4 separate regions of the Homo sapiens genome follow, and all the other regions are linked to region 1. The links are chromatin contacts, found by Hi-C or POLR2A ChIA-PET in ENCODE. All regions are on one chromosome and are shown on one strand. The core of a region is the stretch at or near the end of the contact, and the rest is flanking DNA. Distances in the headings are between cores, read along the strand shown.

Region 1 (2,944 bases), core at 273-2,772:
ACCACATCCTTGGTGGCTGGGTTGTGTCTTGGGCATCTCTGTTTTCTGCCACAGAGCTTAACACAATGCTTGGCACACAGGGGTGCTTGGAAAACACTGAGTGAAGGAATGCATGTTGGGGGTGTGGCCTAAGCAAGACGTGGAGCTTGCCTTCTCCAGACACCAGGTTTCCCATGGGATCTGGAGCAGGTGATGAGCGGTAGTCCATAACACCTTCCTCTCTGGCTCTGTGCCAAACCAGATTCCTCCTCGTCTCCTCCAAACCATCTGTCTTCTTCCACCTCCCCATTCCCTCCCCCCAGTTCCCCAGGCTGGTGGCCTTAGCATCAGTTAGACTTTCTTCTTTCCCCACCTGTCTGTCCTCAAGGTTGCTAGGTTCATCCAAGATCTGAGCCAAGAGGTCCGGGTCTGGGACGTGGGCGCTAAGGGCCCAAGGCAGCTGCAAAAGACCTGAAAGGTGAGAAGAGAGATCAGTGGAGGACCCCGGACTGTCCTCAAGAAGCGGACGGACTCCCCTGCCCTCCACTGGCAGCCCAACAGCAGAACCAAAGCGGACCACTCAGCACAACCTGTGTGTGTTGCTGGGCGCTGTCCCTGGCCCAGTCTGGACCAGGAGCAAAGAGGAAAGATTCAGGGCGTTAGTGCCAAGAGCAGCCATCCCAGCAACAGAAGCCCCTGCTTCCCCAGTACCCGTGATACTTGGGAGGAGCAGAGTCTTGAGTGGAACCCGAGCCTCTGACACCCGCCCTGGGGGTCTTCCCTCCACTCTCGCCAGGGTCCTCCTGGATGAGTGAGACAAGGGCAGTTCAGGAGGTCACCCAATAACTGAGGTCGCAGCAACACGAAGGAGCCAGGGAGCAGGGGCGGCCTTCCCTTCTCCACTCCAGGCGGCTCCAGCGTGCACCCCAGGACCCCCCAGGAAGGTTTTGCAGGAATAAAGAATGAAGGCAGAAGCAAGATGGAGGATGAAGGAGGCGTGGATGGCTTCAGAAGGCAAGACGGAGGCAGCAGTTTGGCGCCTGTCTCAAAGCCTCCTCCCCGCGCCAAGGACAGGTCGGAGGAGGGGGGCGTGGGGACAGGTAGAGCGGAGGCTCCAGCGTTTCTAAAGGGGAAGACCTGAAGTGGGGCAGGAGAGACGGGTGAGTTGTCTGGAAGCTGCATTTGCCTGGCAAACACTGGGTTAACAAAGACTTGCGTTGCGGGGATGCTGGCCTTGGACAGGGAATGCGAAGGGATTATGCTACGGAGAACGGATCCGAGCGTGACGGCTGAATGAATGAGTGAGCGAGTGAGTGAGTGAGTGAGTGAGCGAGCGAGTGAGTGACTGTGCGAGCGAGCGGCAGAAGGAACTCCGACCCGCCCCAGGTGCGGAGCGGCGCGCCCGGCAGGGGTCACTGCGGGCCCCGCGGGCGGGAAGGGGGCGCAGGCGCGGCGGGCGCCGGGGCCCTCCCGCGGGGACGGGGCGGGGAGGGCTGGGGGTGGGGTTAGAGAGAGGGACGCGAGCGGGATCCAAACTTCCGGTGCCTGCAGAGCTCGGAGCGGCGGAGGCAGAGACCGAGGCTGCACCGGCAGAGGCTGCGGGGCGGACGCGCGGGCCGGCGCAGCCATGGTGAAGATTAGCTTCCAGCCCGCCGTGGCTGGCATCAAGGGCGACAAGGCTGACAAGGCGTCGGCGTCGGCCCCTGCGCCGGCCTCGGCCACCGAGATCCTGCTGACGCCGGCTAGGGTGAGAGGGTCTGGGGCTCAGGCGGTGGGGCGGGGGACCCAGGCTCACGACCCAGGCGCGCCCCGTCGGCCCTGGGGACTGCCCGAGGCGCGTCAGGGCCCCAGAGCCCGGGGTGGAGCAGGGTTGGGAAGTCTCGAATGGTTGCTTATCCCAGAATGAGGAGGGGGCTTAAGTCCCGTACTAAAGCGGCAGCCAAAAGCTGAAGTCCGAAGAGTGGGAGGCGTCTGGTTCTGGTCTTCAGGTGGAGAAGTGCTCGAGGTCTCTTCCAAAAGTGGGGGCCCCCTCGCCGCCTTATAGGGGGAGGGGGCTGGTCCGAAGAAGTTCGAGGAATGTTGGTGGGGGGGTACGCGTCTGGTTCCAATCAACTGGGAAAGCCGCGAGTCGAGTCCCCAGGTGGGGGATGGGAGGAGGGTTAGACGTAGTTTTTCCAAAGTAGGGCGGTGGGACCTGATTGGCTGGGGAATTGGGGGTGGGGGGGTCTGGTACCAACGAAGAGGGTGGGGCCGTTGATTTCCTCCGAAATTGGGGGCTGCGAGGGACAGAGGATGTGCTGCTGGCCTGCACCGGAATTGACAGACCAGAAAGTGATGAAATGGAAATCAGCCAGAACCGACGGCGCTGCGGCCTCTGGACGTCGGGGGTCCGAGGCCGGGTGCCCCCTTCCCACCCCACGCCCTGCCGTCTGGGCCTCCCTGCTCCCCTCTCTTTTCTCCATTCCCAGCCTCTCGCTGGGCTGTCCCCCGACCCCACGGGGAGGGCTCCCAACTGCCCCAGTGCCCTTGCATCCTGGGTCCCCGGGCTCTGTGCGCGTTCCCCCACCCCTGTCATCCCCCTCCCCTACCCCGGCTTCCTCCACTTTCCCTCTGGCCGGGGGGGAGAGAAGGCATTTCCGCCGTGGAAAACTGTCTGAGCTGCGTGCCTTGTGTCCGGGAAGGGCCCGCAGGGGGCAGAACGCGTGGCGGGCAGGGACAGGGAGGGAGGGAGAGCTGGCCCAGCCAGGTTTTATTGTGCCTGGCAAAGGTGTCTACGTGGGCGCCGCCCCCAGCGGTCTTGTGGCTTACCAAGCCCATGTCCTCCCCGCCTCCCCACCCCGCATTGAGGCAGGACTGAGAAAGTCTTTGTCCACTGCTTCCCCACTTCCAGATGCAGGCTTCTGAAGAGTCTTCCTGAACGCCTAGCCCCCTCCCCAGGTTTTGTGGCTCAGGTTCAGTCTTGCCT
Region 2 (2,842 bases), core at 14-2,513, 740 kb after region 1:
ACTTGCCTGTGAATGCCCTGCACACAACCAGAACCTTCCTTTAAACACGTGCTTTGGAAAGAGCAAGGCACTCAGATCTTTCTGTACTCATCCCCCCAACCCCATGGATTCAAATATATTCCTTTGCATCTCTAAATTTTAAATGTCAAACAATGAGGAAATAGAATTCACCTAAAATTCTGCCTTGGCTACTCACCTCCTGTATTTTATTAGTACTTTTCAAAATACAGTCTTTGGGGAGGAAAAACACCTCCCACCAATGGGCTCACCACACTGAACTTGAACAAGGCACTCAGGGTCCCTCAGTAAGAGATGGTTAGGATTACCCCAGCAGCAGATGGGTAAGTCGAGGCACAGCAGGGCAGGGGCATGGTGGCCGATTGCCGGTGGCCCCTGCGCAGGTTCTGGGCCTTGCGTCCCAGTCTGGGTTCTGGCTTCAGCACTTTATATTCTGCTGCGGCGGGAACAGCCTAAGAACAGAAACTTGGAGGTGGTCAGTGCAGACCCTTCTGGCCCCAATGCCCTCTTCACCCAGGGGTGGCCTGGCCTGGCCTGACTGCCCCGACTGCCCCCAACCCCAGGCAGCGGTGGAGGAGAGGGATGTCACACAGCACAAACGCCGGCGGAGGGGCCACAGGAGTGGGGAGAGCAACCAGGGATGAAGCAGAGTGGGGTGCGCAGGCCTCGCGTCTCCTCCCCCAGGGCAGGTGGCCAAGCTCAGAGATTTCCTGGGTGATTAGGGGGAGGGGCGCGAAAACGCCCCTTGCTGCCACCTGCTCCTTGTTGCCAGAGCAGGAACCCAGGTTGGGGCTTGGGGAGCAAATGAGGCTGGGACAGAGCACGGGGCAGTCAGATGGGGTGAGGCGAACAAAGGCCTCTCTCTGCGAGAGAAATCCCGACTGGCTGCGGGGCGCACTCAGGCCACAATGGGGCTTTCTCCGGCCACAGGCGGCCCGGCCAGCCTGAGGGCAAGGCAGGGCGTCTGCGCTGCCGCGGGCCAGGCGGCACCGCTTCCGCGAGGGAAGAGCAGCTCCCGTGTCGGGGCCGGAGCTGGGGCCGAGGCTCCGAGGCGGGACCAAGGGCGCGGGTGGCCGACGGGGCCTGCAAGACCGGCCGAGCACCCCCAGCCCCAGCCCGGCCCGGCCCAGCAGGCCCGGCCCAGCAGGCCCGGCCCAGCAGGCCCGGCCCAGCAGGCCCGGCCCCGCCGTCTCCATGGCGACCGTGACCTCAACGCCTGGGCGGGGAGGGAGAGGCTGAGCCGGTTGCTGCGCGACGGCCCAGTGACGTCAGACAATTGAGTTTGGTTCCCAAGGCAACTGGCCGGGCAGCTGGGCCGGGAACTATTTGTGTCTGTCCCCAGAGGGGCTGCGGAGCCTCCAGGGTCTGGCGCAGCTGAGGAAATGCGCTCCTGGCCCGGGGCAGGCGGGGGCCGGGACACAGAGGCCCTTTCAGCCCCGGAAGGCTGCGGGCCCGGGCGGGGCGGGGCGGCACCCTCCAGGAGGACGCCCGGCCTTCTCCCCACTTCTGCCTGGGAGGCCCCTGGCCCGCCGGGCTTTGTCCTATTTATAAACGTGCTCCTGAGTAAACTCCCTGAAGAAAGGGGCCTCTGTGTGCGGCAGCCCGGCCCACAGCGCCGCCCTCAGCACACAGTAGGCGCTCAGCATGGCCTTCTCATGGGACTGAGGACAAGCACCGATCCTTGGGAGCTGCCAGGCGCCTCCAGCACCCAGAACCCCTGACATCGAGCGCCTGGACACCTGTTCCCGAAGCCCTGTGAGCTGATGGGCTACGTAACCTCTGGGCCGCAATGCTAGAATAAAATGCATGGACACTTGTTCCAAAACGATGGAGGGACGGTGTGGGAAACAGGCCCCAGCCCTGTCGACTGAGGGTGAATGCACGAGTGAAAGTGACAATACATGGGTAAACTGAGGCAGGCGGCATCAGCCGTAGAGGAGAGAGGATGAGGTTCCAACCTGGGGTGTAAGAGAAACAAGATGCTACAGGAGCAGAAGGGCCATCAGCTGTGCTAAGATAAAGCAGGGACCTAAATTTGGGCCTGAGAGCTGGTCCAGGCCTGCCAGTGGCAGTGGCTCAAGACGTGGGGCGCTGTGACTGGGTCTCAGACCCAGTGATGCCACCAACCCAGGCTTCTCCCAGGCTCCTCCCCCAGTAGCACTCTGTCACTACAGGGTGACATCCAGGCCCTTCACGATCTGTCTCCAGGGAGCCACCACCTCCCCCAGCCCAACAGGCCAAGCACTGACATCCAAACCAACTGACTACCCAGGAGCCTGGGCATGCTTTGTCCGTCTGGCCCAGGGAGGCATCTGCCCATCCCTGTGAATAGCAGCGTCTCTCCTCAACAGTCAGTGACTGCCTTCTGACAGCCTGACCAGGGGGTCTGAGTGCGAGAGGCATCTGGCATCTCTGAAAAAGCAGCTCCAGCCTGGCTTCCAGGGCAGGGACTCTCCACTGCCAGATCTGCAGACTCTCCACCACCAGGGCGCCTACTGCAGTTGGGAAAAGCCTCAGATCTATGTCCTCTCCTGTCTGGGTGGAGCAGGCACCATGATCCCTGTTTCATGCACAAGGACATTGATGCGCAGGGACTACAGGACTTGTCCAAGGATGCACCCGAGCCCACGTCCCACCTAGGTTCCCCAGTCTCTCCCAGACAATCCCTCAGAAAACAGTCCTGGGCCCAGGAACCAGAGCTGCTGAGCAGGCCCAGCTACGTAATTTGTGGAGCCCAGTGCAAATTGAAAATTTGAGACCCTTTGTTAAGAAATTATGAAGAGGCCAGGCACAATGGCTCACATCTGTAATCCCAGCACTTTGG
Region 3 (3,017 bases), core at 431-2,930, 800 kb after region 1:
ACCTCCGCCTCCCACGTTCAAGCCATTCTCCTGCCTCAGCCTCTCCTGAGAGTAGCTGGGATTACAGGCGGCGCACCACCATGCCCACTAATTTTTTGTATTTTTTTAGTAGAGATGGGGTTTCACCATGTTGGCCAGAGTGGTCTCGAACTCTTGACCTCAAGTGATCCACCCATCTCGGTCTCCCAAAGTATTGGGATAACAGTCGTGAGCCACTGCACCCGGCCACCTTGTTAAAGTTTTAAAAAGAGAAATAAGGATGGACACAATTAAAAGATCATATAGACCTTAAGGACTTGGAAACTGAGGTTGCAAGTCAGACACCTCAACTTGGATGAAGGATCTCTGCTCCGCTATTAGTTTATGAATTTGGGCAAGGCTAATAACCTTAAAATCTCAGCTGCTTCAGGTATCAATGACGAATGATCCCTGCCCTCTGCCTTCTACTTTGACCCCATTCTGACCTGCAAAAATGCCGTTCCTCATAATCCTCAAATGAGCTGCGGAAACTTGAAAGGTAATTGTGACCTGCGAATGTGCTACTGACTACTGAGACCCTGTAGGAAAAAATAAAGGGAGGGAGGAATACGGATACTTTTCCTTCCAACCCCATGACCTGATCACAAGAGTTATGTGCATTCTGGATCCCAAGTCACCAGATAACTAACATTCTAACCTTTGAACGTGGTCTCTCAACTGGCCGGGACCTAGCTCTCCCCAGAGACCGTGAGAAACTGGCAGTTGACCGGCTCCTCTGAGCCTGCTGAGTTTTTTTCTATTTGCCCAACCACAGCTCTGCCAGAGAAGCAAAAACTGCTCCAGTATGTATGTAAACCATGAACCAAACTTCCTAATGCACGGAAGAGCGCTGGCAGGAACCATGCCACTGAATCAGACAGTGGCTGTACTGGAAGGTGGAAAAGACTATTCGTCCTTTCGCGTCCTTTAAGTACTTCTGTACTTATCTCTGTGTGTCAGTTCTTCCACGTGGACCTGGTTATGAAAGTTAATGCACTTAAAACAGGGCCTGGCATACTGCAAACGGAAGGTGAACACTACCATTCTTTCTTTCAAAAATTTCTACTGGCCGGGCGCGGTGGCTCACACCTGTAATCTCAGCACTTTTGGAGGCTGAGGCGGGCAGATCACGAGGTCAATATATCGAGACCATCCTGGCCAACATGGTGAAACCCCTTCTCTACTAAAAATACAAAAATTAACTGGGCGTGGTGGTGGGCGCCTGTAGTCCCAGCTCATAGGGAGACTGACGCAGAATTGCTTGAAAGCGGGAGGCGGAAGTTGCAGTGAGCTGAGATCGCGCCACTGAACTCCAGCCTGGGCAACGACAGCGAAACTCCGTCTCAAAAACAAACTTCTACCAAGAACTTGTATTAGTTTTATGGCTAAGGTTTGCTTTTAAACATTTTCTTGATCATTGTTTTACAGGAACATCTCTTTAATGGAAATTTTTAAACTTATTTTTGCCTCCCCCAAATCCATAACCCCAATTTGAAGTAGAAAGTTGCAAACTATGGGGATGAATTTGCGGAAGGGTATGTCTTTTCTTTTTCTATGAACAACTCAGAATCACATCTCAAAAGGTGTAGGCACTTTCAAGAACGCTTCATCCGCCCGCTTTAAGCACGCGCACCGACGAAAGAGTTTGGGGAGCGAGCGCCTCGGGCTTCCCCGGAGGGGAATTTTCACCCCCGCCAGAGGAAGAGGGCCCAGCTGCGCCATTAGCGCGTGCGAGGGAAAATGGAGGCTCCTGGTCCCACCCGCGCACCGGCGCCTGCGCCCTGGGCGCCCACCCCGGCCCGCGAGGCGGCCACGGCCGGAGAGAGAGGGCAAGGGAACCAGTGCCGTGTCGCGCCCCACCCTGCGCCCGAGCGCAGTGCCGGCGAGCCCGGCTCCGGCCCTTGAGAGTCCGCTCCAGGCCGCTCCACACCACGAGCCGCTCCGCAAGTTTGCAGCGCTCCGTGCTTTCCCTCCAGCCCTTTGTGTTCTAGCGCGCGTCGGAAGGAACGCGGGAACGCGCGCCGTGCTGTGCGCCTGCGCAAGGGTTCAGGCGGTGCGCCAAGCCTGGAGTCAAGAGTGGGCGAGGCTCTCGGCCGCTCCGCCCCGGGCCGCCTTCGCTCCGCCCCTCGCCCGCCATTTCGTGCTCCGCCGCGTCTCCCGCGTCTGGGGCGCGGCTTCCGCGTGATGGACGCCCGGAAGCCGGCACAACAAATGCCCAAGCGCCAGGGCTTCGCTGTCTGCAGGTCCTTCCGCTGCCCGCGGAGCGAAGATGGCGCCTAGAGCTTGCAGCGTTGCCCAAATATGGGGGGAATTAGGCGCCTCTACCTCCTCAAGAAGGGTCTGCCGGCTGACCTCGGGGGTGTGCACGTCCTTCTGTGTGCAGAACCCTGGGGCGTGCGCCTTTCTGTATGTGCACAACCTCGGAAGTGTGCGCATACCCTTGCTTACACTCCCTAGCACGCACACCAAAACTCTGGCATGCACGAACCCGCGGGTTTCCATGTTTTCGTATGTGCACGACCTCGAGGATGTACTTGGACCCGAGAATGTCCGCATTTGTGTTTGCACAGGTCCGGGTGTGCACGGACACGTGCATTCAGGAATGTAGTGGTTCACAGAAGCCGCTGTTTGCGCGGCCCGGGGATGTACGTGGACCCTCGAGTGCTAGCCCCGCCTCCGCTGTCTGTGGCCCGCGAACACGATCTTGTTTCCGGCCTGTTTTGGATTCATTTGCACTTGCCCAGTTTACATGCAAAGCATAATCTGCCGACCACCCCAAGCAATTTTTAATCTTTCCTTCGTTCTTTCTTCACTGATTTTTTGGCTCCTGCCCTGGACCCAACTTTGCACTTGGGCGCACACGGTGATAGTGACGCAGAGCATGAAGCCAGTGGGAGAAACGCCTAGAAATAGGCAGTTAGGACAACCTGAGACCACTGTGAAGGAGGCGCTTGGCTTGTCAATGACAGGGGAAGCGGCCTGGAGGAAGCCGTGAGCCG
Region 4 (2,754 bases), core at 36-2,535, 680 kb after region 1:
CCTATAATCCCAGCTACTCTGGCAGCTGAGGCAAGAGGTTACAGTGAGCTGAGATCACGCCACTGCACTCCAGCCTGGGCAAGAGAGCCAGACCCTGTCTCAAAAAATAAATAATAAATAAAAATAAAAATAGGTAACAAATGCACCACAGCTTCCTTGTCCCTGGGCGGGACAATTCTAAGCCATGTTCCACAGGGTATCTCAGGGGGTCCCCACCGTGTTGCCTGCCCATAGTCCTGACTGGCCTGGGAATGAATACACACTTCATTTTCTGTTGTTTTTTTTTTGACACGGAGTCTCGCTCCGTCACCCAGGCTGGAGTGCAGTGGCGCGATCTCGGCTCACTGCAAGCTCCGCCTCCCAGGTTCACGCCATTCTCCTGTCTCAGCCTCCCAAGCAGCTGGGACCACAGGTGCACACCACCATGCCTGGCGATTTTTTTTTTTTTTTTGAGATGGAGTCTTGCTCTGTCGCCCAGGCTGGAGTGCAGTGGCGTGATCTTGGCTCACTGCAAGCTCCGTCTCCCAGGTTCACGCCATTCTCCTGCCTCAGCCTCCCAAGTAGCTGGGACTACAAGTACCCACCACCACGCCTGTCTAATTTTTTCTATTTTTAGTAGAGACAGGGTTTCACCATGTTAGCCAGGATGGTCTCGATCTCCTGACCTCGTGATCCGCCCGTCGAGGCCTCCCAAAGTGCTGGGATTACAGGCGTAAGCCACCGCTCCCGGCCACTGCAATTTTTTTTTTTTTTTTTTTTTTGTATTTTTAGTAGAGATGAGGTTTCACTGTGTTAGCCAGGGTGGTCTGGATCTCCTGACCTCGTGATCCGCCCACCTCGGCCTCCCAAAGTGCGGGGATTACAGGCGTGAGCCACCGGGCCCAGCCAGAATGCACACTTCATTTTCTTTCTTCTCTTCGTTATCTCTCTTCCTCCACCCCCTCACCATGCTTTCTGGGCTTACGTATCAAATAAACGATTTCATCAAGTTCATGCTTCCAGGTCTTCCTTTTGAAGAAACCCAAGCCACAGCAATCCCCCTTGTTGGGCTGGAAATCAAGAAACCCCTTGGGGTAGAGCTGACCCTGAGCCCTGTCTGTAGGGAAACTGGCCAGGAGTGCTGTCCCCCTGGCTGACTGCCCAAGGCGTGGAGCAAAGTCAAGAACAGCCACAGAGCTGTCCTCAGCCATCAGGCATCCACCTGATGTGATTTGCACACAGGCTGACACACATTTTCAGGCCTGGGAACAGTAGCAGGGACCGTTAAACAGTCAGGCCCTGTCACTGCCCCTTACCCCAGAGGCAAGCTGTGTGGGACGTGTTCACTTCCCCTGAAGCTTATTTTGCCTCTTCCTGTGGCTGGGCTGTATCTGACCACACAAACCACCAAGACTGAGACAAATGAGTTTACGGAAGGGTGTGGGGCAGAGTTCAGCAGAGTCTGTGGGAAGGGTCAGACTCCTTGACTGTGATCTTCAACTCTCCGATTAAGAGAAGGCAAAGATTGCACAGCCAAGACTTGAAATTAGGGAACCAGGAACACCCTTCTGGCCCCTCACAGAAGAGGTGTATTCATTTGCCAGGGCTGCCACAACAAAATATCACAGGCTGGGTGGATAAACAACAGACATTTATCTTCTCCTAGTTCTAGAGACTGAAGTCCAAGATCAAGATATCGGTAGATTTGGTTTCTCCGGAGGCCTCTCTCCTTGGCTTGCAGGCGACCATCTTCTCTCTCCCGGGTCTTCTTAGGGTCTTTCTGTGCACACACATATCTGTGTCCTAATCTCTTCTCATAAGGACGTGAGCCATATTGCACTAAGGCCCACCCCTGTAAACTTATTTTACCGTAATTACCTCTTTTCAGGCCCTATCTCCCAATACAGTCATATTCCAAGGTACTGAAGGTTAACACTTCAACACAGGAATTTGGGGGTGATGTAGCTCAGCCCATAACAAGGGGAAAGGAGGCACAGGGACCAGTGCAATGAGGCGTCCTCTGCCCAGCGAGGCCCCTGTCATTTTGGCTGTGAACTCACTGACCGCCACCCTAAGCACAGGCCAAGAGTCAAAAGGCAGAGAGGAGAGCTATGGGCTCAACACGGCCTCCGCCACTGGCCTCCAGGCAGAGATTGGGAAATGAATGCCCGGAATTTTATTCTTTCACAAATTCAGCCCTGTTCAGCCTCCGTCAAACGCCCTCATCTTCAACCCAAAGACAGTTGGTCAATGTTAATGTTCCCAACACTCACATACAGGGTTGCTCAGAGCAACAACACCAGAGAGCCTCAGGCTGGCTCAAAGATTGCAGGAGTTGATCATATAATAAGGATTTTGATTTTATGTTTTATATATTTTACTGAGATGTTAGTTTTACATGCCAACTTGGCTAGGCCAAGCTAATAACTAGTACCCAGTTTTTGTTTGTTTGTTTTTGTTGTTGTTGTTTTGAAACAGAGTCTCACTTTGTTGCCCAGGCTAGAGTGCAATGGCACAATCTTGGCTCACTGCAACCTCCACCTCCCAGCTTCAAGCAATTCTCCTGCCTCAGCCTCCCAAGTAGCTGGGGCTACAGGTGCGCACCACTACATCCAGTTAATTTTTATTTTTTTAATTTTTTATTCGTTTATTTATTTATTTTTTATTTTTTTGAGATAAAGTCTCACTCTGTCGCCCAGGCTGGAGTGCAGTGGCGCGATCTCGGCTCACTGCAAGCTCTGCCTCCCGGGTTCACGCCATTCTCCTGCCTCAGCT

The links. A loop is a pair of places that touch in the nucleus more often than their neighbours do. ChIA-PET counts read pairs that join two places held with the same protein, here RNA polymerase II (POLR2A). Pooled maps may share reads with other maps.
Region 2: a pooled map shows a loop between it and region 1 (2.7-fold over the local background). The contact joins the enhancer-like site here to the promoter of ITM2C in region 1. A Hi-C loop is called at or near these places in 3 of 37 single-sample maps with no recorded cell type and 4 of 50 pooled maps. POLR2A ChIA-PET finds 5 or more read pairs at or near these places in 1 of 52 experiments (A673).
Region 3: a loop to region 1 is called in a pooled map, with 10 times the contacts of the local background. The contact joins the enhancer-like site here to the promoter of ITM2C in region 1. A Hi-C loop is called at or near these places in 3 of 37 single-sample maps with no recorded cell type and 6 of 50 pooled maps. POLR2A ChIA-PET finds 5 or more read pairs at or near these places in 3 of 52 experiments (WTC11, activated B cell and activated CD4-positive, alpha-beta T cell).
Region 4: a pooled map shows a loop between it and region 1 (2.4-fold over the local background). The contact joins the enhancer-like site here to the promoter of ITM2C in region 1. A Hi-C loop is called at or near these places in 2 of 37 single-sample maps with no recorded cell type and 3 of 50 pooled maps. POLR2A ChIA-PET finds 5 or more read pairs at or near these places in 1 of 52 experiments (PC-9).

Annotation. Positions count from the first base shown.
Region 1 is chr2:230,863,420-230,866,363 of GRCh38, forward strand. It overlaps ITM2C (integral membrane protein 2C), which reads left to right and starts at 1,523. Exons shown (of 6, transcript NM_030926.6): 1 at 1,523-1,726. The coding sequence starts at 1,607. RefSeq lists enhancers at 207-865, 1,524-2,182, 2,183-2,839 and silencers at 1,273-1,642, 1,743-1,832, 2,623-2,722.
Region 2 is chr2:231,603,553-231,606,394 of GRCh38, forward strand. No RefSeq gene overlaps it. Among named protein-coding and RNA genes, the nearest start is that of TEX44, 12 kb to the left of the region's middle. RefSeq lists silencers at 882-1,181, 1,312-1,601. Within about 2 kb of position 1,264, at least 35 of the 41 ENCODE cell types and tissues checked have a DNase peak (open chromatin) inside an H3K27ac peak, as active enhancers do; they include A673, where a contact is called at or near this core.
Region 3 is chr2:231,660,336-231,663,352 of GRCh38, forward strand. No RefSeq gene overlaps it. Among named protein-coding and RNA genes, the nearest start is that of PTMA, 47 kb to the right of the region's middle. RefSeq lists a silencer at 1,670-1,869 and enhancers at 1,983-2,277, 2,210-3,017. Within about 2 kb of position 1,681, at least 35 of the 41 ENCODE cell types and tissues checked have a DNase peak (open chromatin) inside an H3K27ac peak, as active enhancers do.
Region 4 is chr2:231,544,331-231,547,084 of GRCh38, forward strand. The region is part of intron 3 of LOC105376787 (a long non-coding RNA gene); the gene reads left to right. Among named protein-coding and RNA genes, the nearest start is that of NMUR1, 15 kb to the left of the region's middle. RefSeq lists silencers at 1,241-1,470, 1,268-1,562 and an enhancer at 1,571-1,770. Within about 2 kb of position 1,286, at least 20 of the 41 ENCODE cell types and tissues checked have a DNase peak (open chromatin) inside an H3K27ac peak, as active enhancers do.